3 separate regions of the Mus musculus genome follow, and regions 2 and 3 are each linked to region 1. Evidence: chromatin loops called from intact Hi-C (ENCODE). Cell type or tissue: heart. All regions are shown on one strand.

Region 1 (8,000 bases):
TTGATAGAAAACTTGAGGCTGAGCATAGTTGTTATACTTTCAAGAAAAGTAGCAATTTAGGTTTTTCATAGATGGAAAGACAATGTTTTCTTCTTTTCTGAGCTGGCTGATTTCATTTGCTTTGTTCCCCCACCTTTGTATATTCACATTCCCTGACTGAAATGCTGTGTAACTTCTTAGTCCTTCTTTCTATTGAATTAAGTACAACATTAAACCATTAACATGACCTTAAGAAAAATCAATACTGTCTCTAGGCTGAAGATCACTCTCTCTAGGGCTTAATTGGTTCCTTCTTTGCTTTCAGCTTTTGACTCTAAACTTGTATTACCCAACACAGTAGCCCTTAGTCACGTTTAGCTATTGGGCCCTTGAAATGTGGCTGGTCTGGATTGGAATATTCTTTGGGAAAAACAAACAAACATGGATTTTGGAAGGTTTGGCTAAAAACAACTTTTAAAAAAGGGATAGCTATATGAATATATTTTATATGAACTACATGTAAAATGATATAGTTTCTGATATATTGGCCAAAGATTTTAATATGTCTAACAAACAGTAATTGAAATTATAGGATTTATTTGGCTTTGTTTCATTTCTATTGGCTAGCGCTACTCTAGACTTGGCTTTTTTTTCCAGAATCATGGGTAGAGGATTAATCCTAAGGTCAAATGCTGCCCTTTCCTGGACTTCGCTATATCAAGTAAGGAGTCCACAGGCCAGAGCCTCTGACATTCCATACAGAATGGAGTTCCTGAAAACCCAAAAGACTTACAGAATGGTTTTAGGTGCAGAGATCACTGAGTGGATCTGTATTTCAAAGAGAAGATAGCCAGTAATTATTGACCCAAGGCTACCTCTCAAAGTCATTTTGAAATTCCTACTGGGCTACTGTTAGGTATTTTTTCCTCTCTCTTAGTCACTGCAACAACTCTCACAGCTGGTGCCATTTTACAAACCCATTTTATAAATGAGTCAATTGGAATTGTGAGGCAAGAAGGAATAGTTTTGACTGCATTTGGTCCAACTGTCCAGATGTCATATCTAGTATCTTCTCCATCTTATTCTTGCATGTTCTTACACACATACACACACACATACACTATGTGCTGTGTAAACTGTATAATGTACAACAACAATGTAATCTGAACCCTATAGAAAAAGATTATAGAGAAAAACGGGAAGATTTGTTTGTTTGCTTATTTATTTATTTATTTATTCATCCATCCATTTATTCATTCATTCATTCATTCATTCAAGGTCTTGCTATGTAGCTCAGGCAGGTCTCAAGCTCACTCATGATTCTCCTGCCTCAGCCTTTTGAGTATATATATATATATATATAAATACATAGGGTTTTTAAAATAGTATATATATATATACTATTTTAAAAAAAGCAATTGATGAACCTACATTGACACATCACTGTTTCCTAAAGTTTCTATTTTTGTTTCTCTTTAGCTCACACAAAATGTCATCTTAACACAATGTAGGTGGTTCCCAAGATGCTCTCTGAGAGTGATGCTGGCCCCGTTTTCTCTTTCTCCCTAGGTTTCCATCCCTCTCTCTGCTGGGATCTTAGTCCTCCACTGCTCCGCTTCATTCCCCTTCTCAGTCTCTTCTGCTGTCACCCCTGCCCCATCCCCCTTGGTCCCAGAGTTCTTTCCTTCTTGAGAAGTCTTTTTTTGTTGTCAGATTCTCCTCTCTTTTGGAGAAGATTGACATTCAAATGAAAGTTCAATCAAATGTTACTTCCTACGTGGTAGATGTCAGGCAAATTCTACCTGCCCCTGAATTCCTAAGGTATGTATATGTGTGTCTGAGAGGGGGAAGAGGAGGAAGGGAGGGTGGGGTGGGGGGAGGGAAAAATTAAGGAGGATGGATATACATTAGAAAAGGAGTGGGAGAGGACATTTCAAGTTGAGGAAGAGAACAGAACAGGTATGTGAGGATTCTCTCAGAGAAGGAGAGATGAGTGAAGGAGCCTTTGCCTCACTGAGTCTTGGGATCCCTGACTCCTGGTGCTGGCACTCAGTTATAAAGGATACCGACCTTAGTTGATTTGAGCTCCTGGATTGAATTAGTCCTGGTTGTATAATTGACTTTGATATGTGGCCTTTGGATCTGAATTGGGCTTAATAAGATTTAACTGCTTCAAAGAGCTTTATAAGAATTCATTCTATCCTTCAAATCTGATTTCAGATGCTGCCTACTTGACGCCCTCTCAACTTGGAAACTCCTCCTCCAGCGCTCCTAGTGTGTCACACTTGATGCCTGCCTTATTCAGGTCACTGCCTTTTCTCTTATTCTGTAGGAATTGCTTCTCCAGAAATCCCGAGGAACAGGCACATACTCAAAAAATTATTTTTCTTTTCTATTGGAGGAAAAGTCTTGCCACTACCCGAGTCTGGTCTCGAACCCTCAGTCTTCCCGTCTTAGCCTCCCAAGTACGGGACTGCAGATGTGTGCTACCACTTGGTCATGATTTAGAAAATCATTTTAATGGTTAACATTCATGTGATTAAGGAAGCAATGGGACCAGTACTTATGATCAACATTATTTCATCAAACACTTTAGGAGAAAACTACTCTGATTATCCTTGATTTATGATAAACTAATTTGATTTAGGGTCAGATTTGATCTAAGGTCCACTGGCAAGCAGCAGAACTTTCTCTGCAAGTTTTTGGCTTGAGGACCTTAATCAGCACTAAGGTGGACAAAGAGGTGGTGAAGAATACTTTTCATTTTATGGCTAAAAAAGTAAGCTAGAAGAGTCTACTATTTTACAGAGATAATTGTGACTTAAAGTTCTGATAGCTCCTAACTGTTGTCTCTTCTTTTCTTCTTGAGACAGGGTGTTACTATGTAGCCTAGGCTAGCATGGAGCTTCCTTTGTGGACCAGAATGGCTTCAAACTCAGAGATTCCCCCTGCCTCTCCAGAGCTGGGATTAAAAGCTTGTGTCTTTACTCCTGGTATCATTATCTCTTAATCTTTCCCGATTCCTCCCTCGTCTCCTCCTAGAATCCTTTTAAAGTTTGCATGGAAAATGTTTTGAACTCTTCACTGAAGAGTAATCCAGCCCAGAATAATTGTTTGGGAAGGGATTTAACATCATACATGGTTTTTCTTATTCATTTCTAAGTTTTCAAATATCAAGTACCTACTGTGTGCTAGAACATTTTAAGGCACTGGACAGCTATAGCAACAAAGGGTCAGTTCTCCTGATTCTCACTCTCAGAGTTCACGTGTTTCTCAAAGTAACCACAGAAAGGAAGGATGGAAGTATAGTAATGCATGCCTTACACTGCTTATCGGGCGCAGGCACGAGGCTAGTGCTCAGGTTGTATTCATGCATCATATAACAAACATAACATTTGTTTTCCTCATTTTACAGATGAGGAAACTGAGTCACAAAGAGGTAAAAGACTGGCTCCAGCTTCGAATCCTGAACAGCAGGACTTTATTTCTAGTTCATTAACCACAAGACCATATCGTTTCATTTTTTTTACCTCTTTATTATAACTTAAAAAGAGAGGGCGAGGCTGGTGTCTATCCAGCTCTCATTCTTTAGCCCTAGAGTTCTGCGATGTACCCCGGCGGCCTTATGGAGTGAATGAGAATGCATTGGAACGTCTTTCTTTTTCTTTTCTTTTTTCTTTTTCTCTCTCTCTCTCTCTTTTTTTTTTTTTTTTGCCAACTTTCTCTTCCAAAGAATTTGAACTGATTTCCAAGTAATTCTCGATTTTGAAGTGAACCTTCCTGCGCTGCTGCACTTTCCCCAGCCAGCAGAAAGCTAGGGCCAAGACTCGGGTCATCTTAACCGGGGCATCCAGCAGATGGCGCCATGTTAGTAGCCACCAGCTGGCCGCCCGGTCCCCGGGGCTCCGAAAGCTTCCCTGCCCTCCCTCACCGCCTTCTCTCTCCCCCCTCCCTACGGAGCCCGGCCCACGTGACCTCGCGGCGGCCAATGGGCGAGCAGAGAGGGCGAGCTGGTCCCTGTGGCCGCCATTAAAGCGAAGGGAAAACCCGTGAATTCGGATTAAAGGGGGAAAAACACCGCCCGCTGGGCCCACAAAATGGGGGAGACTACGGCGTCCAGGCGGTGAGGCGGCAGGAGAGCAGACGTTAGGCAGGCTTGGCCCAGGGACAACACGAGGACACAGCCGGAGAATGGACTGAGCCCACAGACGCCGCCACCACCTCCGCCGCTGAGGAGACTCTGGGCTTAAGGACATCGCCGCTGCCGGGCCGGGGGCCCGGGGTGCTCTGCCGGTCCTCGCCCTTCCCGCCCCTCCGCGGGCGTCCCCGGGCCGCGGAGAACCCTCCCGGGCTTCTGGGCTCGGCCCGCTCGGACTCGGGCTCTGACTATTTATCGTGTACCTGATTGTTATTATTATTTTTTTGTTTTTCGTTTTTTTTTCTCTTTTCTTCTTTTAAATCTTTTTTTATTTTTCTGGTGGAAGGGACAGACATCCCTTCCCCTCCTCTCCGGAGAGGGACGCGCGTCCGCGGGCTCCGCAGTCCCGGCGGCCGGCCGAGCGCGGCGCGGCCCTCCCGCCTGCGGCCTCGGCCCCGGGCGGCTGGGTGCCTCCGGGCGGCGGGGGCCGCGGCGGCGCCGGGGGGCGGCGGGGAGGGCGGGCGGCCCGGCGGCCTCCTCCCCACCGCCCCCCGCCCTCCCCGGTGTCTGTGTTTCTCTCTCTGGTCGGAGGCGGCGGTAATGGCGGATGGTGGGTTGTGGCGCCGGCGGCGGCTGCTGTGAGGGACGATGAGTTCCTCCTTCGTGTCGAACGGGGCCAGCCTGGAAGATTGTCACTGTAACCTCTTCTGCCTGGTGAGTGCGGGGGCCGCGGGCGGTGGGGGAGGGGGCCGCGCCGTGCGCCCTTGGGCCGTGGGGGAGGGGGTCTGGGTCGCATCCAGATGCCGGTGTCCCCCGGCTAGGCCCCGCCGGAGTCGGCCTCCTCCGAGGCTCTGCGGCCGCCCCGGGAGGCAGCGTCCGCTCACCTACCGACCGGGGCTCTGCTGGGAAGAGGCTTGTCTTTCCCCCCACCCCCTCGGTCTTTCTCCTCCTCCTGTCTTGTTTTGGACTCTTTTCCCCATCCTAGTCTTTTCCTTAACTTGGGCTGCTTATCTGCCCGGATAGTAATATTTTCTTGTGTGCTTCTTGCTTCCCCGCCTCCCCGCCCCCCGCCCCTTGTATCGAACAGTGTATCCCTTTTCCACACTTTCCACGATTGCCCCTGCTCGACTGCCTTTAAGCTCGCTTTTCCCTTGTAAGTGGGCTTCTCTTAAACAGGACCCCCCCAAAAACTTACGTATTAAAACCCTCTTCGTTTTGTAAGTTAAACTAATACAGGGGTAGTGTCCTTATGGGTGACTTCAGATCTTTGTGTAAAAACAGTGTGTGCCGGTTCATATGTTTTCTTTTTAAACTTTGAAAACATTTTGCCATTTTGACAATTTCTAGCCATCTTGCTTTTATTAGAACATTATGTTTTTGTGAGAGTGGAGGGGCAAGTGGAGGAGGTACTGTGGTTTCGCACTAAACGTTCTATATTTGTCTGTTTTGCTTACGTTTTAAGAATGTTTTGAGCTGGCTGTTCCTTTTATTGAACTGAAAAGTCTGGGGCAGCTGGAATTAGGGATGTTCTAGTACGTGTATGTAGGTCGGCCCAAATCGGATAACACTCAAGAGTTAAGACTTTTGTCAAAAGTACCAACTGTTGCAAATATCTAGTCCTGAATTAAACGATAGCCGAGCTTCCTGAATGACTAAGTTAGAGTGACTTTTTTCATTTTTCGTGTGCTCTGAGAAATATTAAGTCTATCATAGGTAAGTGAATTAAGTGGGTGGAGCATAACTAGTTGGCAAGCATAAACTGCCAGTCATGTATCAGCAGTTTCATTTTTGGCACCTTATGCTTTCTGTCACTAAGTTAGAATAAGGAATTACTGAATTTCCTTTGTTGAATCTCTTTCACGATGTGGTAAATGGGGATCTTCAGCACACTTACGTCTTACAGATTAGACTGGTTTTCTTGACATGTCCATTAATCAGCATCTCGTCACATGTAGTAAGATGTACAGCAGGTTTAACGTTTCTGTCTTCCCCAACTGGATCTATTTTTGGCACTTTGGGTTTTTTTTTTTTTTTTTTTTTTTGAAGCTAGATTAGCACAAATCTGACAGCTCTTTGGAAGTGGTTCTTTCCTTGGAGCTGTGTGCTTGTGGAGAATTAACAGGCTTTTTTTTTTTTTCCTTAAGAAAAAAAAAATTCAGATGGTTTTCGTATTAGAGCCATGACTTCTTACAAACCTGGAATGAGAGTCTTTACTTTCCAGTTCACCAAGGATCAAATGTGACTGACAGAGAGGACTGTAGGACAGAGGAGGAGGCTAGACTTACTGTGCAGGCTTAGCATCATTGTCTCATTGGTCAGCTCTGGATATGTTGCATTTATTGTAGACTTGCTACTCAGTGACATCTTTGATAATTTATGTAACAGTTTTGTGTTCTTTTCCTTAAGCTCTTGTTGGTTGAAACATTAGAATTCTTTGCTGTGGTGTTTTTGGTTTGTTTGGTTGTTTATTTTGGTCATATCTTTAGGTACTTAAGCATGCATTAAAAATAGTGATGTTTTAATGAAATCAAGGACTTTATAGTGAATATATATTTTATATATAAATATATAAATAGTATACTTATATTATTATACTTAATAACAAATATTTATTACTTAGAGTGAATGAACAATAATATAGATATTTTGCTTTCTTTTCCTTCAGGCCGACTTGACAGGAATTAAGTGGAAAAGATATGTATGGCAAGGCCCAACTTCCGCCCCTATTCTGTTTCCGGTGACAGAAGAAGACCCCATTTTGAGCAGTTTTAGTCGATGCCTTAAGGCAGATGTACTTGGTGTTTGGCGGCGAGATCAAAGACCTGGAAGAAGAGAATTGTGGATATTTTGGTGGGGTAAAGATCCCAATTTTGCTGACCTTATTCACCATGACTTATCAGGTGAAAGCACTTTATCCTTTTTAACTGTGCCTTAGCAATGTTGTACACTTTCCCAATGTGCTTCTGCTGTGGTGGACGGCCTTGTCAGCCTGGATCTGTAAGAGGGTTGCCATGCTCTGTTTCACCATCTTTGTTTTGGTTTCCTTAAGTTACCTGTGTAGATTCCAGGAGACTTGAACTCTGACTGAGTTTCTTCCTCTACCTCCCGGCTTCTTTCTGTAATTTCTCACAGGCAGTTTGTATCTAGGGAAAGCATTTTCATTAACCTGAGAAAAATGGAATCTGGAAGCATGTTATTTTTACAGTTATATAATAGTCTTGAAGCCAAGTGTAACTCACCTTTGAGTCTAGTTTGCTGTGTTCTTTTTTGTCTGACCCCGTGGGCAGGCCTAGAAATGTAACTTTGTTTGGCATAGATTTTCAAAAGTATAGTTGTATTTTAATATTATTTATGATTATGTATTAACTCGGGGAGGCATATGCTGTTTTTGGGGGGTGGGGGGTGGGAGGGTCTTTAGACCCTGCTTCGTCAAAGGGTATATTAGTAAGGACAAGGGCCATCTCATTAACTTTTAAAGGACAAAGGTCATTATCTGAAAGGTTGTACAGAAACGGTTTATTATGAGCACATCAATATTTCTTTTTTTTTTATTTTCTTGACTTTTAGGGCCAAATATACTTTAGAAAGAAACTATAGCCCTTTATGAAAATTACTGGTTATGTTTATTTTAAACTCAGTGTAAGTGTATCTTTGACTAGATACTCTCGGAGGGAACCAAGTTCTAGTTTGATAAGAGTTTTGACAGCTAAATTGAAAATTTTTAAGGTCTTTAAAATTTTCTGTGTGAGCAGGGAGTGTAGGTGTGGGTGTAGATATGTGTGCCACCATGTTGTGTAGAGGTCAGAGGACAACGTTTTTGGAGTCCTGCTTCTTCCATCTTGGTGAGACAGGGTTTTACTGATTGTTTTGCCCTTAGGAAGCT
Region 2 (8,000 bases), 130 kb before region 1:
GAGCAGTCAGTGCTCTTACCCACTAAGCCATCTCGCTAGCCCGGAAACCTCTACACATGACTTCACCACTAAGTCAAAACACTGGCACACTGAAAATACTATATAAGAATGCTTCGGGCTGGAGAGATGGCTCAATGGTTAAAGGCACTGACTGCTCTTCCAGAGGTCCTGAGTTCAAATCCCAGCAACCACATGGTGGCTCACAACCATCTGTAATGAGATCTGATGCCCTCTTCTGGTGTGTCTGAAGACAACTACAATGTGCTTATATATAATAAATCTTAAAAAAAAAAAAAAAAAGAATGCCTCTGGGCTATGTGGGTAAGGCAGACAGAAAACAACTTAAAGACACCTCATTATATATGGATAAAATTTCCAATGTTAAAGAAGTCAATCTGGTACTAATATTTTTGTTCTCTAAAGAGAGGGTCTCACTCTGTAGCACAAGGAGGCCTGGTACTCACTGTAATATTCCAGACTGGTTCTGAATTCATGACAATCTTCCTGCCTCAGCAGCCCCAGTGCTGGGATTATAAGCACATACCACTATGCCCAGAATTAACCTGTGCTAGTTTTGAATATGCACTAAAATTTTTGTTAATATGCTATACTATAAATTCCCAGATACAACCCCTCTTCTGGTGAAATTTCATAGATTCTTGGAACTTTTTCTAATGATTCAGATGATTAAAACTTTTCACATTACTAGAAAAACTTCTTGAGATTATTCTTTTTAAATAAGAGACATCTGCCATTCGTGACAGGGCATGCCTTTAAACCCAGCACTCAGGAGGCAGGCGTAGCTCTTGAGTCTGAGGCCAGCCTGGTCTACACAGTGAGTTCCAAGCCAACCAGAAAGTCATAGTGAAATCCTGTATCAAACACCCACGTAAAACACCAGGGCCAATGTAGTCAGTGCTTGCTTTTATTTCCTGCCAGTCTCATGCAGCATCAATCAGCTTTTAAAATGATATTATACTACTCTGTATAATTAACTCATAAAGTACAAAGGTCCTTGCCAAACTAGATCACACAGTGTGGTCTAAGTCTCTTAACCCTCCTGTCTAGGTTTGTTTTGTTTCCTTTTTTTAGGAACCAAACAACTTAAGTAAGGTTAGTTGTTTGGTTCCTAAAAATTGCTTAGTTACGCATTAGGACAGGGAACTTAAGCCGGGTGTGGTAGCGCATGCCTTTAATCCCGGCACTTGGAAGGCAGAGGCAGAGGCAGAGGCAGGCGGATTTCTGAGTTCGAGGCCAGCCTGGTTTACAAAGTGAGTTCCAGGACAGCCAGGGCTACACAGAGAAACCCTGTCTCGAAAAACCAAAAAAAAAAAAAAGGACAGGGTACTTATTTAGAAAATAAAACAAAGCATGTGGTGGCCATCACAATGTATCCTGTTGTTTCCTACTCCTCTGGAAAGTAACTTATATTTCTCTCAAAGTTATCTCTAATTCTGTAGAGAGAAAGAGTTAATGATTTAGTTGCTTGTCATACTTACTCTTAGAAAAACCTGATTTACAATGCTTTTGTTTGCATACATAAAAGTTGTTAGCAGCCCAATTCCAAGAGAAATTCCTGTTAGAAAATAAGTTCTAGTTAATTGAAAGAAAAGAAAAAAAACCAACAAGATTATATATACTGATATAATTTTTAAAAGCTAGCAACCAAAATATGTTAAAATTATTAATAAAATGGGAAACTTAATTCAGCAGTTTTATTTCCTACCTGTTATATGCTGCATAACAAGTTTAATACCCAGAATTAAAATATAAGGAAGACTTTTTTGCAACCACTTGAAGAGATAGCGGAATTCTGAGAAGGAGCCACTTCCATGTTCCCCAGACTCTGTAGCAAAGTCATCAGGTGGTCTTGCTTCACTGTGGGAGTAACTCCGGAAACGACCATGCACACATCCATGGGCACAAGTACAGACGCCTGACCTGGGATTTCTAGAGCTTGGATTTTCAGAATATTCTTTTGGTCCGGAGTTTATTTGGATATGTACATCCCCAGGGTGAAGGGAACCTTCTGTTGATCTTGAATGACCACACGGGGAGGCTGCAGCATCTTCATGTGCAGTGCCCGGAGGATCATGCAGTTGGTTACAGCTGGCTTGCATGGCCCTTGAGTATTTTCTCTCTAAAATGTCTTTGCTTCAGGACTCTTTCTCCTTAAAAGTAAAATCAAAGAGCAGAAAGCATTCTAAGTTAATCACAAGCAGTGCATCGGTTCATTAGGTGTCCTTTGTTCACTAAAGGGGCAGTTGACAGTCACAGACAAGTTTCAGGTCCTTCAATCTTTGCAACTGTCAAAGCTCTGCTGCCCTGCCCCACTCCAACCTCGAAGTCCAACTTGGCAAACCAAGAGTTTTGAACCAGGGGCTACTTAAAGTACAAAGCACTGCAGATGTCTTGATTTTTCAAATGTGCCAAAAGACATCAGCAAAGAGTCAAAGGGGTGCCCAGCAGATACCACAGTGAATAGCAGCACTAATGCTGAATAAGTTGGCTCATGTACTCTGAGGCAGAGTCCACATCAGGAAGTTTGCTAAGGGTGGGTGAGATGGCTGGGTAAGTCAAGACCTTTAATTTGAGTTAAATCCCCTAAACTCATATGGTGGAAGCAATGAACTGACTCCCACAAGTCCTCTGACACACACACTAAATAAATACAATAGATTTTTTTTTACAGATTCATTAATGTTTAGAAGGAAAAAAATCAGTGCCTTAATTAAGCATCAACAAAGATAATAAACACTTCATTTTATGCTGAAACAGCTTCCACAAAGCTAATAAGGTTTTCAGTAATTAATGGTGCCACCGAGAATATTGCTTCTCCTTCCAAAAGAATGTTAGTCAAATGCCTTTGAAAGAGGACCCTTAGGGGGAGTCATCACGTAATTGCTAAGTGATGCTTTAGTCTAAATAAGGAGTTAGCCTCCCGAATAAAAATGCCACCATCGGCTTGGTTAGGGGTGTCAGAAGAGAGGCTGTGGGCAGGGCAAGATCCCTACGTGATCCAGTGTGGATCTCGGACCAGGGTGCCAGAATCGTGCTGTCGCCCGACGAAACGCAGAGCCCACCGCCGGGCCTCTCCCGTTTCCCCCGCGATGGAGCTAGCTGCGGCGGAGGCTGGCTGGCTGAAACCGTGCAGTTACTGTGTGACGTTTCGAAGAGGCTCGGAAGCCACAGCGGCTCTATCGCCTCACTCTCTGAAGAGCGACTTGGGACAGGACAGTTTGTGTCTCTGCTATTAAAAAAGAAACACAAAACCTGCCCTCCTTCATACATAAACAAGAAAAGGGGAAAGGGAGAAAGAAAAGTCAACGCCAACTCTTCCGGAATCCGCGAGGACAGAGTTCTCCACCCACGTCCGAGCTTCGGCTCTTCTCCCCGGAAACCCTCCGCCTCACCCCCTTCCCCAGGCCTGACCTCTCATGACCAGGAGCGGGCGGCCTCGGCAGCCACAATACCAACAGCCCGACACGCGGCCGCAAGCCCTTCTCGCCAAGCCTTCAGCCTCGGACGCCACCAGCAGCGCTCGGCCTGGCCCCGCGGCGGCGCGCGCGCTCCCTAGACGTCGTCACGCGCGGCCCGCCTTCGCCGGGCCACGCCCTCGCCCAGTGGAAGAAGGAGCCTCTAGGCCCCGCCCCGCGCTCATCCCGGCCCCGCCCTTCCCAGCAGAGAAGGGAACCTTTAGGCCCTGTCCCGAGTCCCTAGCCCCGCCTTCACTGGGAGGAGGAGGAGGAGGGCGCATCTAGGCCCCGCCCTGAACATCGTAGACCCGCCCTGTCGCCCTGTGGCCCTGTTGGTGATGTTATACGAGTGGCGTAGTGGCGGACGTGTGTGCTAATTAAGTCTGCGTGGCTGTCACGTCTTGCGTGTATTAGTGATCAGTCACACGCTTCGGAGTCCTTCAGTACTTGAGGTTGAAAATGGGTAGGTCCAGGAACCTGCTCGGCAGCGGGCTGCGTACCGGGAGCCGCGATCTGGCTTCCGGCTGCGTGTTGCTAGCTACGCCAGACCCGCTGGGCTGCCTGGGCAGAGAGGTTGTGTGACCTGGATTCGGGTTCCAAGCCTGAAGTTGAACAGTGTGCCCTAGTTCGTGCCAGAACCGGGTGCCAGAACTGGATATCAGACGCGCCAGGAAGTTTGTGAGGCCCTGGAAGTAGATTTAGAAAACCCCGTGTTGGCGAGCAGGGAACTCGACTTCTAAAATAAAGGCTACTAAAGGGGAAAAAAGATACTACAAGGAAAAAAAAAAAAAACACAGTTCTGGAAAATCTAGGACATCATATGTATAACAGGATTCCTATGATTCTTGAAATTAAGTATTTCATCGGAGGCTGACGTGACTAGGCAAAAGTCTGGCGTTTTGCACACACTTGGCTTTTTGCAGAGACACTTCTGAGTTACGTGTCCAGTAATTTTGTCTTTCTACCTGACTTAAACCTTTCAAATACCTTGTCAAAATCTCCTTAGCCATGAAATTTTGTCTTCCTTTCATAGTAGTATAACTGAATCTACTGGTTTTAGCCTCAGCCCTTCATTCATCTTGAGACTATTCTTAAATTTCTCTCAAGTCAAAAAGCACTTTAAAAAATCCCAATGCTCTTTTGGATCTGCTTCTCTCTGTGACCAGCACATTAGCACTCTCTTTTTTTAAGACTTGGTCCCAAGTAGAACAGGCCTATTTGTGCCTGTGCGTGATGGTGACAGGTAGTGCCTGAACTGGTACGACAGAGGACACTTTTGGGAAATTTTCTCTCCTACCTTTATTTGGGTTCCAGGGAGCCAACTGAGACTGCAAATTTTGTGCACAGCAGAGATCCTATGTGAGTAGTTTTATTTTAAACTAAAATGAACGTATGATAAGCATTAGTGGCTCATGATTGTAATCCTAGAATTTTGAAGACTAAGACAGAAAGATGCTGTGAGTTCCAGGCCAATCTATGATACAGAGTAAAACTCTTTTTTTTTTTTTTTAAAGATTTATTTATTTATTATATGTAAGTACACTGTAGCTGTCTTCAGACACTCCAGAAGAGGGCATCAGATCTTGTTACAGATGGTTGTGAGCCACCACGTGGTTGCTGGGATTTGAACTCTGGACCTTCGGAAGAGCAGTCGGGTGCTCTTACCCACTGAGCCATCTCACCAGCCCCAGAGTAAAACTCTAAATCTCAAAAAATAACATAAATGCAAATTTAGGCAGCAGGAAAATCATGAAATGTCACATAATCACGCCCCAACGACAGCAGAACAACAGTTTGTAAACTTAATATACCTAATGTTCAAATTCCCATTTTATTTTTTTATGTATTTATTTTAGATTCATTTAGTATGTATACAACGTTCTCCCTGTATATATGCCTGCACACCAGAAGAAGGCACCAGATCTCATTACAGATGGTTGTGAGCCACCACATGGTTGCTGGGAATTGAACTCAGGACTTCTGGAAGAGCAGCCAGTGCTGTTAACCTCTGAGCCATCTCTCCAGCCCCAAATTCCCATTTTAACAATATAACACACTGAAGGCATATCAGTACATACTGGAAATTTATTAGTACATTTTATTCAAATACCTTGACTAAACAGTCACAGATTTGAAAGAGAGCACTTGAGATGAGCTTTGATTTCTGGGATAAGATTTCTTTTCACTCGAATCCGGAATATTAGAAACGGCGTTTTCATTCTAATTAGTTAGTTAAGAAAGCAAGGCTCGTGCCAGGCAAGATGTGCCTGCTGGTACAGCAGTGGCACAGAACAAGGGGAACCAACCACAGGAGGGAATTCAGATCAAGTACTGTCAACCTGGTCATGGCTCAGGAGGTCACAGGCCCTAAGGAGGAACCTACTGCTGTTCTAATAAGGGACATGTCAAACTGCCTTCTGAATATGCTTATATCCATAGACTAGTACTGCCCTCCGTTTGGGCCAAAGACACTGCAGTATCCAGCAGTTAATGCTGAGAGTGTTGAGCGCTTCTTGGTCAGGGCCATCTGTTTCAATCCTCCCTCCCTACCAGGCTAAGAAACATCTGGGAAGGAGGGTGGAGAGAGGTAAGAGCAGGAGGGAGGGGAGGGGTGCTGTGAGATTCTGTTTCAGGGACAAGGCATGGTTGTTGAACCCATGAACTTACGAAGCTCCGATCAGATCAAGATCAAGTTAACAGGATTAGTTAGCATTCTAGTAGGCATCACTGATTGGACTCAGTGGGTTACTGACAAAAACAAAAGACTAGAAGACATGAGAAGGGAAGGGAGATGTGCTGGAGGTGCCCGGGAAGACGGGGAGGAGAAGGAGGGGACCTCTGGAGACATGGGTATATTGAACAAGACGCAAGGTTCACATGAATGAAATTGTCAAATAATAAAAGATAATCTGCTAAAAGCAACAACAACAAAATCAGTAAATTCAAGTCAGTAATCCCAGAACTGGAAGCTGGAGGCAGGAGAATCTGGAGTTCAAGGCCAGCCTCACCTGTGTGAAAGCCCTGTCTTTAGCCAACCAACCAACAAGAAAACAAGCAAAAAAGCATTTACTAACTATTTACTGACAAAATTTGTCCTAGATACTCAGAGAGAATGAAAAACAACACAGCCCAAATCCCACAGGGAAGTCCGTCATTAGAGAGGCCTCACAACAAATAATTACAGTAGACTGGACCAGACGCTGTCATTAAGGGTTGTTTGCATTGCTGTGGAAGAGGTAGGAGACTTTAACTTGGTCAAGCAAGAAACACTTCATTATGGCTGTACCAGTTGCAATGAAGGCTAAAGAATGAGATCTGAGTATAGAAACATTTGGGGAGTGGGGGGCTGGAGAGATGGCTCAGCAGTTAAGAGCACTGGCTGCTCTTCCAGAGGTCCTGAGTTCAATTCCCAGCAACCACATGGTGGCTCACTACCAGCTAGAATGGGATTCGATGCCCTCTTCTGCAGTGTCTGAAGATAGCGACAGTGTACTCATATAAAAAAAGGAAGGGAGGGAGGGAGGAAGGAAGGAAGGAAGGAAGATTTGGTGGAAAAACACACTACTGAAATACCATGGCCCTTTGAGGACTTAGCTCTTTGGTTTTTGGAACAGCAGTAAGCATAGTAGAGAAGTGGAAGAGAAGTCCCAGTATAGAGGCAGCAATACAAAACAGCTAGGGGCCTCACCTAGCAGTCTGTACTTCATTCTTTATTTTTATTTTGTGGGCATTGTTGTTTTGTATGCATGTATGTCTGTGTGAGGGGTTGGATCCCCTGGAACTGGAGCCACAGACAGTTGTAAGCTGGGTGCTGCAAATTGAACTTGGGTTCTCTGCAAGAACAAGCCAGTGCTCTTCACTGCTGAGCCATCTCTCCAGTCCCCACTGTGGTTTGTTCTAATGGTTCAGGAGGAGCTACTGAGTTTTAAGCATCAGTTCTGTGACCAGAGTGTGTTTCCAGAAAATTCACAATCTAGTAGGACACAATGCAGGGTGAATCAAGCGGCTCTCAGTACGTCGGGTAGGAGGACCTTGTTAGTGTATCGGCATTCAGGGGGAGGATGAGAGTAGAGAGGTTGTAAGAGAGGAGTCCCAGGTTTCAGGTGGCAGCCATCACTCCCTACTCCCTCCCACATTGCACCCAAGATTATTTTTTTAAATGTATTAATTTATTTATTTAATGTATGCAAGTACACAGTTGCTGTCTTCAGACACACAAGGAAAGGGCATAGGACTCCATTACAGATGATTGTGAGTCACCATGTGGTTGCTGGGAATTGAACTCAGGACCTCTGGAAGAGCAGTCAATGCTCTTAACCACTGAGCCATCTCTCCAGCCCCCAAGATTATTTTTAAAGATTTATTTGTTTATTTTATGTATGTGTGTACACTGTAGCTGTCTTCAGACACACCAGGAGACGGCATCTCAGAGGTCCCAATCAGGTGCTGAAGACATGGAGGATTGATTCTTAGAGAGCTGCTGGTCTTCCATCTTTGGGTTTCTTTTAGTTGGAATCCCATAGA
Region 3 (8,000 bases), 100 kb after region 1:
GCCACTTCACCTCCTTCAGTCCTTCCCCTAACTCCTCCATTGGGCTCCCTGCTCACTCTGATGAATTGGCTGCTAGATCCTTGTATTTCTGAAACATTGTTACTGTTTCCCAAGAGTACTGAGTAGTTCAATCTTTAATTTCTTGAACCATCACTTGTAGCACGTGCTTTCTTCTTGTTTATTCCTCTGAGGATAGGGAGAGGAAGTAAATCAGAGTCAGCCAGCCAGTCAAAAGGATGCTCACTTAATTTGGTAAAGTCTTCTCTTGATTTAAACAAAATGTATGAACAATGTTTCACCTAATCTAAGCCTTCAATAATTATGACACCTTTGTGTCCCACTAAGGGGAAATTTTACCAAGTAAAACAACACTACTGATAAGCCTGATTCAGAGATGTCAAAATTTAAAAAGAAATGCCATCACAGAATTTATAAAGTATCGTCATAGTTGGGCATAAAATGGGCTTCGTACTACAGTAGTCATTAAAAGAGATTGTTTCTTCAGTTTTGTATGATAATCAAATTTGAGATAATCAAAGTTGTAACATAAACAAATAGACTTATTCCTACTTTAAAGAACTATTTACTATTTGTGAAGATAATATAATTAAACTTTTGAACTACAAGGTATTTGTGAAAGCTGATTTTACCTTCTTTAAGGAGTCAAACTGTGAGGACACAATTAAAACTCCAAACAATTTTTTTTTTCTTTTTTTTGGATTTTCAAGATAGGGTTTCTCTGTGTAACCCTGGCAGTCCTGGAACTCTGTAGACCAGGCTGGCTTGAACTCAGAAATCTGCCTGCCTCTGCCTCCCAAGTACTGGGATGAAAGGCCTGTGTCATCACTGCAGGCCTAAAACTCCAAACTTGATGGCTGTTTTTTTTTTTTGTTTTGTTTTGTTTTTTTCAGTAGGGTGGCCAAATTCTGTACGATTACCCAAATAGTTTGGCAAGCATTGTTTTCATGATTTGAAAGACTTCTAAGTTGATAAGAGTGCGACCTCCATACTTTTGCCTTAAGAATTCAAGCTGTGCTCACAGTGACTGAAAGGAAAAACGAAGCAAGGGGGACAATGAGAAAGGGACATTTCCGCACTCACTTCTGAGTCATTCAGGCTGGGCTCATTTACTGTTCTGTTTCTTGAGGTGGGCTGTGCGTGCATGGCCCTGATCTGAAATATCACCTTGTTCTTAGGTGAGCTCTTCTTATTAGTCCATCAAACCAATGCCTTGAGTCCTCTTTCTCTTTTCCTGTGAAAAGGCTACTCAGGAAGTTTAAATTGTTTAATCTCTTAGTTTTGATCCTTCCAGCTCTCCCCTTTTTGTGAGACAGTCATTTTGAAGTTCAGCCTGTGTGTGCTGAAATTACAAATAAGTTCTCTTCTCTCTCTGTCTTCCTGTCTCTTTTGAGACTGGATCCATGACCCACAGAGATCCTGCCTGTCACAGAGATCCTGCCTGTGCCCCGGAAGTGTTGGGATTAAAGGCACATGCCACCAAACCCAACCAATAATTGTATGCTTTGTAATTGTGAAATCTATTTCAATTACATTTTAAAAAAATATGCAGAATTGGACTTGATGGTGCACATCTGTAATTTCAAGAACTGGAAAGCTGAAGTGGTAGGATCCTGAGTGCTAAGGCTTCACATATAACAAGACCTATAACTCCTCACTATATCTCCTTCCAATAATAGGAAATATATCAAGTATTATGTGTATAAGACATTTGTTACCATCTACATTTGACCACATTGGGTATCTATGGCATATGATTATATATGATACATAATAGTTACAGATGATTGCATATATTTTGGTTCACAGTACTAAAGGTATTACTCTGAATCAAATGGGATAATTTGAGAAACACTGTATCACATCTCAGTTTTTCTGTTTCCTTTGCTGATTCTCTACCCTGAAAGCTGAGTTTATTTTCTGAGATTTTCCCTCTCTGAGAGCCTTAGAAATATTTTAAAAATTTTTTGTAAGCTAAGTGGTAGTAGTACAGGGCTTTTATCACAGCACTCTGTCATGGACACACAGAAAAAAACTGTCTTGAAGAAAAAAATTTAAAAGAAATGATCAGTCAAGCTGGGTGGTGGAGGCACACACCTTTAGTCCCGCACTTGGGAGGCAGAGAGACGTGGAGCTCTTTGAGTTCAAGGGTAGTCTGGTCTTCTGAGTTTTAGGATAGCCAGGGCTACACACACACACACACACACACACACACACACAAATCCTGTCTTGGTTGGTAATTCGTTGAAGGATGCTCAATTTTTTTTTTTTGTTTTTAAATATTCATTTATTTCCTTTTTCTGAGTTTAGGTGTTTTGCCTGCATATTCTGTGTACAATATGTCTTCAGTGCCCATAGAGGCCAGAAGAGAGTTTTGGAAATGTAATTACAGACTGTTAGCTGCCTTGTGAACTCTGGTCCTCTGGAAGATCAGCTAGTGCTCTTAACCATTAAGCCATCTCTCTGGCTCCAGAAATACTTTTTTTTTTCTTTTCTTTCTAGACAGGGTTTCTCTGTGTAACTCTGGCTTTCCTGGAACTCACTCTGTAGAACAGGTTGGCCTTGAACTCAGGAAATCTGCCTACCTCTGCCTCCCAAGTGCTGGGTTGAAAGGCGCCACATTTGCTCAGAAATATTTAATAAGCAAGCCAAGCCAAGCCAAGCCAAGCCAAGCAAGCAAGGAAACAAGCAAACAAGGAAAAACTATTGTGTGTGTGTCCTGCAGAGGCCAGAAGAGGGTGTCAAACCCCTTGGAGTTTTGGAGCCACAAGTATAGGTACTGGGAACTGAACTCAGGTCCTCTGAAGAGCAGAATTTTTTTTTTTAAAGATTTCTTTATTATTATATCTAAGTACATTGTAGCTGTCTTCAGACACCTAGAAGAGGGCATCAGATCTCATTATGGATGGTTGTGAGCCACCATGTGGTTGCTGGGATTTAAACTCAGGACCTTCGGAAGAGCAGTCAGTGCTCTTAACCGCTGAGCCATCTCTCCAGCCCAAAAGCTGCATTTTAATAAAATAGTTCAGAGGCTTGACAGATGGCACAGCATGCCAGGTGTTGGTCGCTGAGCCAGATGACATGAATTCAAGTCCCAGGACATACATGGTGGAAGGAGAAAATGAGCTTCCATGAGTTATTCTTTTTTCTCACAAGTAAACACATGCACAAATGTCACACACACACACACACACACACACACACACACACACACACACACACACAAACGCGCGCGCGCGCGCGCAAGGTCATGCAAACCTTGGGTGAACCAGGAACAACAACCACAACAAAAAACGTAAGCTGGTGAAGATGGCACAATCCTATAATTCCACAATTTGAAAGGCTGAAGCAGAAGTTCAGAGCAGCCTGGACTACATAGTGTGGCGCTGTCTCCAGAACATTTATTATGAGATAAATAGACTTGCAATTTTTAAGATGGTGAGACTTTAGTTTTGATTTTCTTTCACAAGTGCCACATATAATATTGAGAAGGTTCCACTGAATTCGTTCCTAAAATTCACTCTTGAATAGGATTTTTGTAACCTCGAGACCCGAGAAAGCTACCAAACATAGAGCCTCTAGTATGAGCCCTGGGCAGACAGAGGGGTTGTGTCAAGTACCAGTCATCCTTGTCTACATAATGAACTCCAGGCCAACAAGGACCACATATACCTTGTCTGAAAAACAAAACCAACCTCGAATGCAAGCCGGAAGTGGTAGCATGCGCTTATAATTTGGGTACACACCATAAAACTAAATAATGAAAAGTTATTACACTTTGGCCTTAGTGTATAGACTTATGATTAATTACTTTTTTTTTTTTTTTTCGACACATGGTTTCTCTGTGTAGCCCTGGCTGTCCTGGAACTCACTCTGTAGACCAAGCTGGCCTCGAACTCAGAGATCCGCCTGCCTCTGCCTCCCAAGTGCTGGGATTAAAGGCGTGCGCCACCACTGCCCGGCTTCATTACTTTTAAAATTCCCCTACACACAGGTCTTGGGATTCTAGAACTTTCTAGACCGCACCGGCAGGGGTTTAAAGGAGGCTGCAATCGGGTTCCATTAGGCAAATTTCTGTGGAGGAACAGAGCGGACAACTTTTGCCATTTAATACATTATTGTTATTTAAATGTCGCGATAATTGGTTCGGGGGTCGGGATTTCGCTCTGACCGTTTAGGAACTCATCTGACAAGGTTCCAAGAGAAAAGCTCTGGAAAACAAGAAAGTGTAACACTCCACGCTTTCGGAAGCGGGGAGGGCGGTGACGGAGGAAGGGGCGGGCCTGCGCATGCGCAGAGCGGCCCTAAGCTGGCTTTTCTTATCGCCGCCGACGTCTTCTCAGTGCTGTACGGTGGCCGGCGCGTGCCAGAAGCTTGGGATGAATGGAGGTGCAGGGTGCAGGTTGAACTAAGTCTCTGCTTTCCCCTCTCTCCTGGTTGCTTCTCCCTTTTTTTTCCCTTTCCTTTTTACTTTTTTTTTTTTTTTTGCAGTGTCCCCATTCTGATTCTCGCTCTGTCGACGGCACTGTTGGTGCCAGCGTCAGAGTTCTTGGTGCCTGAGTCGACTCCGGGCATTGCCGGGGTTTGGGGATCTGGATAATCACCTAGGCCCAACTTCGGACCGCGCTCTCCATTTCTGCCTCGTCTGGCTCTCGGAGGCGGAATCCGAGTGGGTCCCTTGAGGCTGGAGGGTTGATCTTAAGGTATGAAGCGTCGGCTTCTCGGGCCCAAGTGCCGCTTTGTCTGAAGTCCGCCTGACTCTTCGCAGCCCGGGTCACTCGATTCTCATTGCTGCCTGGCAGAGACCCCTGAGTCCTGTCACCTCTGCCTTGAGCTTACTCTACTGTTAAAAGACCAGCGCTTACTATTGAAACAGCAGCATTTCTGCCTACGATTCTTTGTCCACAGCTCTGCTAGGGAGTAGGTCTTAAGACTGAGTGGTCTCTGTTAACTGTTCCATGTCACCTCTCTTTTCTGCTACCTTTTGAAAATTTACTCAAAACCACAGTGCCCAAGTGAGACTCTCTTTAACTCCTTCAGCTGACTGTACATACACATCTACCTCTATAACAATAGGGGTACGGAATAGCGTTGTGGCTTTCAGAACCATGCCTCTGACATTACTTTTGGCCCGTGAGATGATTTACCAGTGTTTCCATGTAGTTGGGAGGTAGAAAGAGAAGCCCAACTGATATTTATATTTATCTGGTAGGCTTGTAAAATGAAAGAGATCTGGCTGCAGCCGTTCATTTTCTCTCCATATTTCATGGAACTCATGTAATGGGCATAATGAGGGAAGTCTTGGCTGTGTTCAGGGTAGGAGGGTTCACTGGGACACAAAGTATTAGAGCAAATGATCTCTAAATTGAGAAGAAACATTAATCTGCAGTTTTCCTTCTTATCTTCCAGATGTCAGTAGAAACATAGAGACAGAAACCTGAGCTTTAATTGTGCCAACAACATTGCCAATGCAAGGACCTACTAAGTATTTAGTATACTTTGTTAGATTTTAAAGAAGGTTGTCATATATGTGGGAAGTAGATACCGATTTTCATTTTGTTGTTTTGGACTCCTTAGGATCGAGAGCGATGACGCCCGAGGGTACAGGCCTGCAGTTTGTCAGCCCTTTTGCTTTTGAAGCTATGCAGAAGGTGGATGTTGTCCGCCTGGCGTCCTTAAGTGATCCGGAATTAAGACTCCTCTTGCCCTGCCTGGTGAGGATGGCACTTTGTGCTCCTGCTGACCAGAGCCAAAGTTGGGCACAGGATAAGAAACTTATACTTCGCCTCCTGTCTGGAGTGGAAGCTGTCAACTCCATTGTTGCACTGTTGTCTGTGGACTTCCACGCTCTAGAACAAGATGCCAGCAAAGAACAGCAGCTTAGGTAAAGTTCACTTGTGTGTTAGGACTTGGGAGTTACTTGATATTCCAGAGGAGGGGGTTGTAATGATGCTCAGGTCTGTCAGAGCTCCCCCAGCAAAGGGAGAGTAATGTCTGAGAAGCATTTGACAGAGGTCTTTTCTAGTTAAATTCCTAAGAGCTGCTTTCTGTGTTATAAAATGTTGCTCAGAGAAGATTAGCTACATATTAGGTCAGTTACTCTGAGTGGGGACTGAGGAGGAGAAAGTCTTCTAGAGTGGAAGGTTTTATGGGAATGACTGAGCTTTTAAAATTACGTTGCTCCCCACTCCCCCCCCCCCAGACTCCAGGCTGGTTTTGTATCCTTTCATGTCCCTTGTGTATCTGAAAGCTATTGTTACTGAAGTCTGTGGCAATTACTAATTTACAGTTTCTGAGCTCTTGCAATATATAGACAAACAGTGTTTCGGAGGAATGGAAACCATTTACAATGAGTGGATTATTGCAGGAAAGGATTGCCTTGCCAGTGTCTTAATGTGTTTCCCATGTTTGGACTTCACTAGGCATAAACTTGGAGGAGGCAGTGGAGAGAGCATCCTGGTATCACAGCTTCAGCATGGGCTGACACTAGAGTTTGAACACAGTGATTCCCCTCGTCGATTGCGGCTTGTGCTGAGTGAATTGTTGGCAATTATGAACAAGGTGCTTTAAAAAAAACCTCCCTTTTCTTTTTTCTTTTTTTTTTTTTTGCATTTTTTTTTCGAGACAGGGTTTCTCTGTGTAGCCCTGGCTGTTCTGGAACTCACTCTGTAGACCAGGCTGGCCTCGAACTCAGAAATCCGCCTGCCTCTGCCTCCAGAGTGCTGGGATTAAAGGCATGTACCACCACGCCCAAAAACTCCCTTTTCATCTCACAATATCCATGACTTAATATTTACATCTAGAAAATAGTAAAAAGGGCTGGTGAGATGGCTCAGTGGGTAAGAGCACCCGACTGCTCTTCCGAAGGTCCAGAGTTCAAATCCCAGCAACCACATGGTGGCTCACAACCATCCTTAATGCAATCTGATGCCCTCTTCTGGAGTATCTGAGGACAGCTACAGTGTACTTACATATAAATAAATAAATAAATAAATAAAAAAAAAAAAGAAAATAGTAAAAAAATATCAGCAAGAAGGCAGGCAGGTTACATGTTCTGCTAGTATTTCTGTTTGATTTGTGTTCTTTCAAAGACTGAAGTGATTTATTTTTTATTTTTAGAGATAGAGTTTCTCTGTATAGTTCTGACTTTCCTATAGCCCAGGTTGGCCAGATCCACCTGCCTCTGCTATCCAGTACTGGGATTAAAGGTGTGTGCCACTACACCCAACTATTCAGTATTTTTTTTTTTTCCAGACAGGGTTTCTCTGTGTAGCCCTGGCTGTCCTGGAACTCACTCTGTAGACCAGGCTGGCCTCTGCCTCCCAAGTGCTGGGATGAAAGGCGTGTGCCACCACTGCCTGGCAGGATTTTCTTTTTGTGTGTGTACGGAATTGATATAATTGTTTTTAAGATCATCAAAATAATTTTTACATTTTTATTTATTTTATGTGCATGAATGTTTTGCTTGTATATATATCTGTGTACTCTCTGAGTGCCCGGAGTCTGCAGAGCTCAGAAGAGAGCACAGGATAACTTGGACTGGAGTCTTTGATTGGGAGCCATGATGTTGGTGCCAGGACCCAAACCTAGATCCTCTGCAAGAGGGAGGAGTGCTCTTAGCCACTGAGCCATGTTTTCTCTCCAGCCCCCTAAACATCTGTCATTTCACTTGTAGAAATGACTAAGTTGGATAGCACCTTTTTGTTGGGCTTGACTTTGAATCTCTAGAACATCTGTACATGGTGTACATCTGTAATCTAGTGGGCCATGGTAAGGTGGGAGACCAGAGAATCCTTGGAAGCTCCAGGCCAGGTACCTTGGTGTGCACACCAAACAACAGAAAGAGGGACCCATTGGGTTAGAGAGATGGTTTATCAGTTAACAGTACTAATTGTCTTACAGAGGACTCCGGCATGGCTTCCAGCCCCCACCTGGTGGCTTACAATCATCCATGACACAGGCGATGCACAGACAAATCAGGG

What was found. A loop is a pair of places that touch in the nucleus more often than their neighbours do. Peaks named below come from ENCODE experiments on the same cell type or tissue, not always from the same donor. Only the 100,000 strongest peaks of a DNase experiment are listed, where the experiment ranks them.
Region 2: it touches region 1 in a loop (2.5-fold over the local background); 4 of 42 quality-filtered maps call a loop at or near these places.
Region 3: it touches region 1 in a loop (11-fold over the local background); 10 of 42 quality-filtered maps call a loop at or near these places.

The regions. Positions count from the first base shown.
Region 1 is chr11:86,354,291-86,362,290 of GRCm38, reverse strand. Med13 (mediator complex subunit 13) reads left to right here and starts at 4,695. Exons shown (of 30, transcript NM_001080931.2): 1 at 4,695-4,831; 2 at 6,783-7,017. The coding sequence starts at 4,766. It overlaps Gm38937 (a long non-coding RNA gene), which reads left to right. Exons shown (of 3, transcript XR_880098.1): 2 at 1,693-1,800; 3 at 2,200-2,279. In heart, a CTCF peak has its summit at 3,831 (motif pointing right); DNase peaks (open chromatin) are centred at 3,940 and 4,880; H3K4me3 peaks cover 2,777 bases; H3K27ac peaks cover 1,673 bases.
Region 2 is chr11:86,480,232-86,488,231 of GRCm38, reverse strand. Rnft1 (ring finger protein, transmembrane 1) reads right to left here and starts at 3,575. Exons shown (of 9, transcript NM_029788.5): 1 at 3,433-3,575; 2 at 1,727-2,171; 3 at 1,500-1,576. The coding sequence starts at 2,120. In heart, CTCF peaks have their summits at 3,524 and 4,185; DNase peaks (open chromatin) are centred at 3,111 and 3,761; H3K4me3 peaks cover 2,398 bases; H3K27ac peaks cover 2,201 bases.
Region 3 is chr11:86,253,925-86,261,924 of GRCm38, reverse strand. It overlaps Ints2 (integrator complex subunit 2), which reads left to right and starts at 4,331. Exons shown (of 25, transcript NM_027421.3): 1 at 4,331-4,721; 2 at 5,596-5,902; 3 at 6,441-6,579. The coding sequence starts at 5,607. The region is part of intron 2 of Brip1os (BRCA1 interacting protein C-terminal helicase 1, opposite strand); the gene reads right to left. In heart, no CTCF peak of the experiment used is centred here; a DNase peak (open chromatin) is centred at 4,314; H3K4me3 peaks cover 1,762 bases; H3K27ac peaks cover 1,376 bases.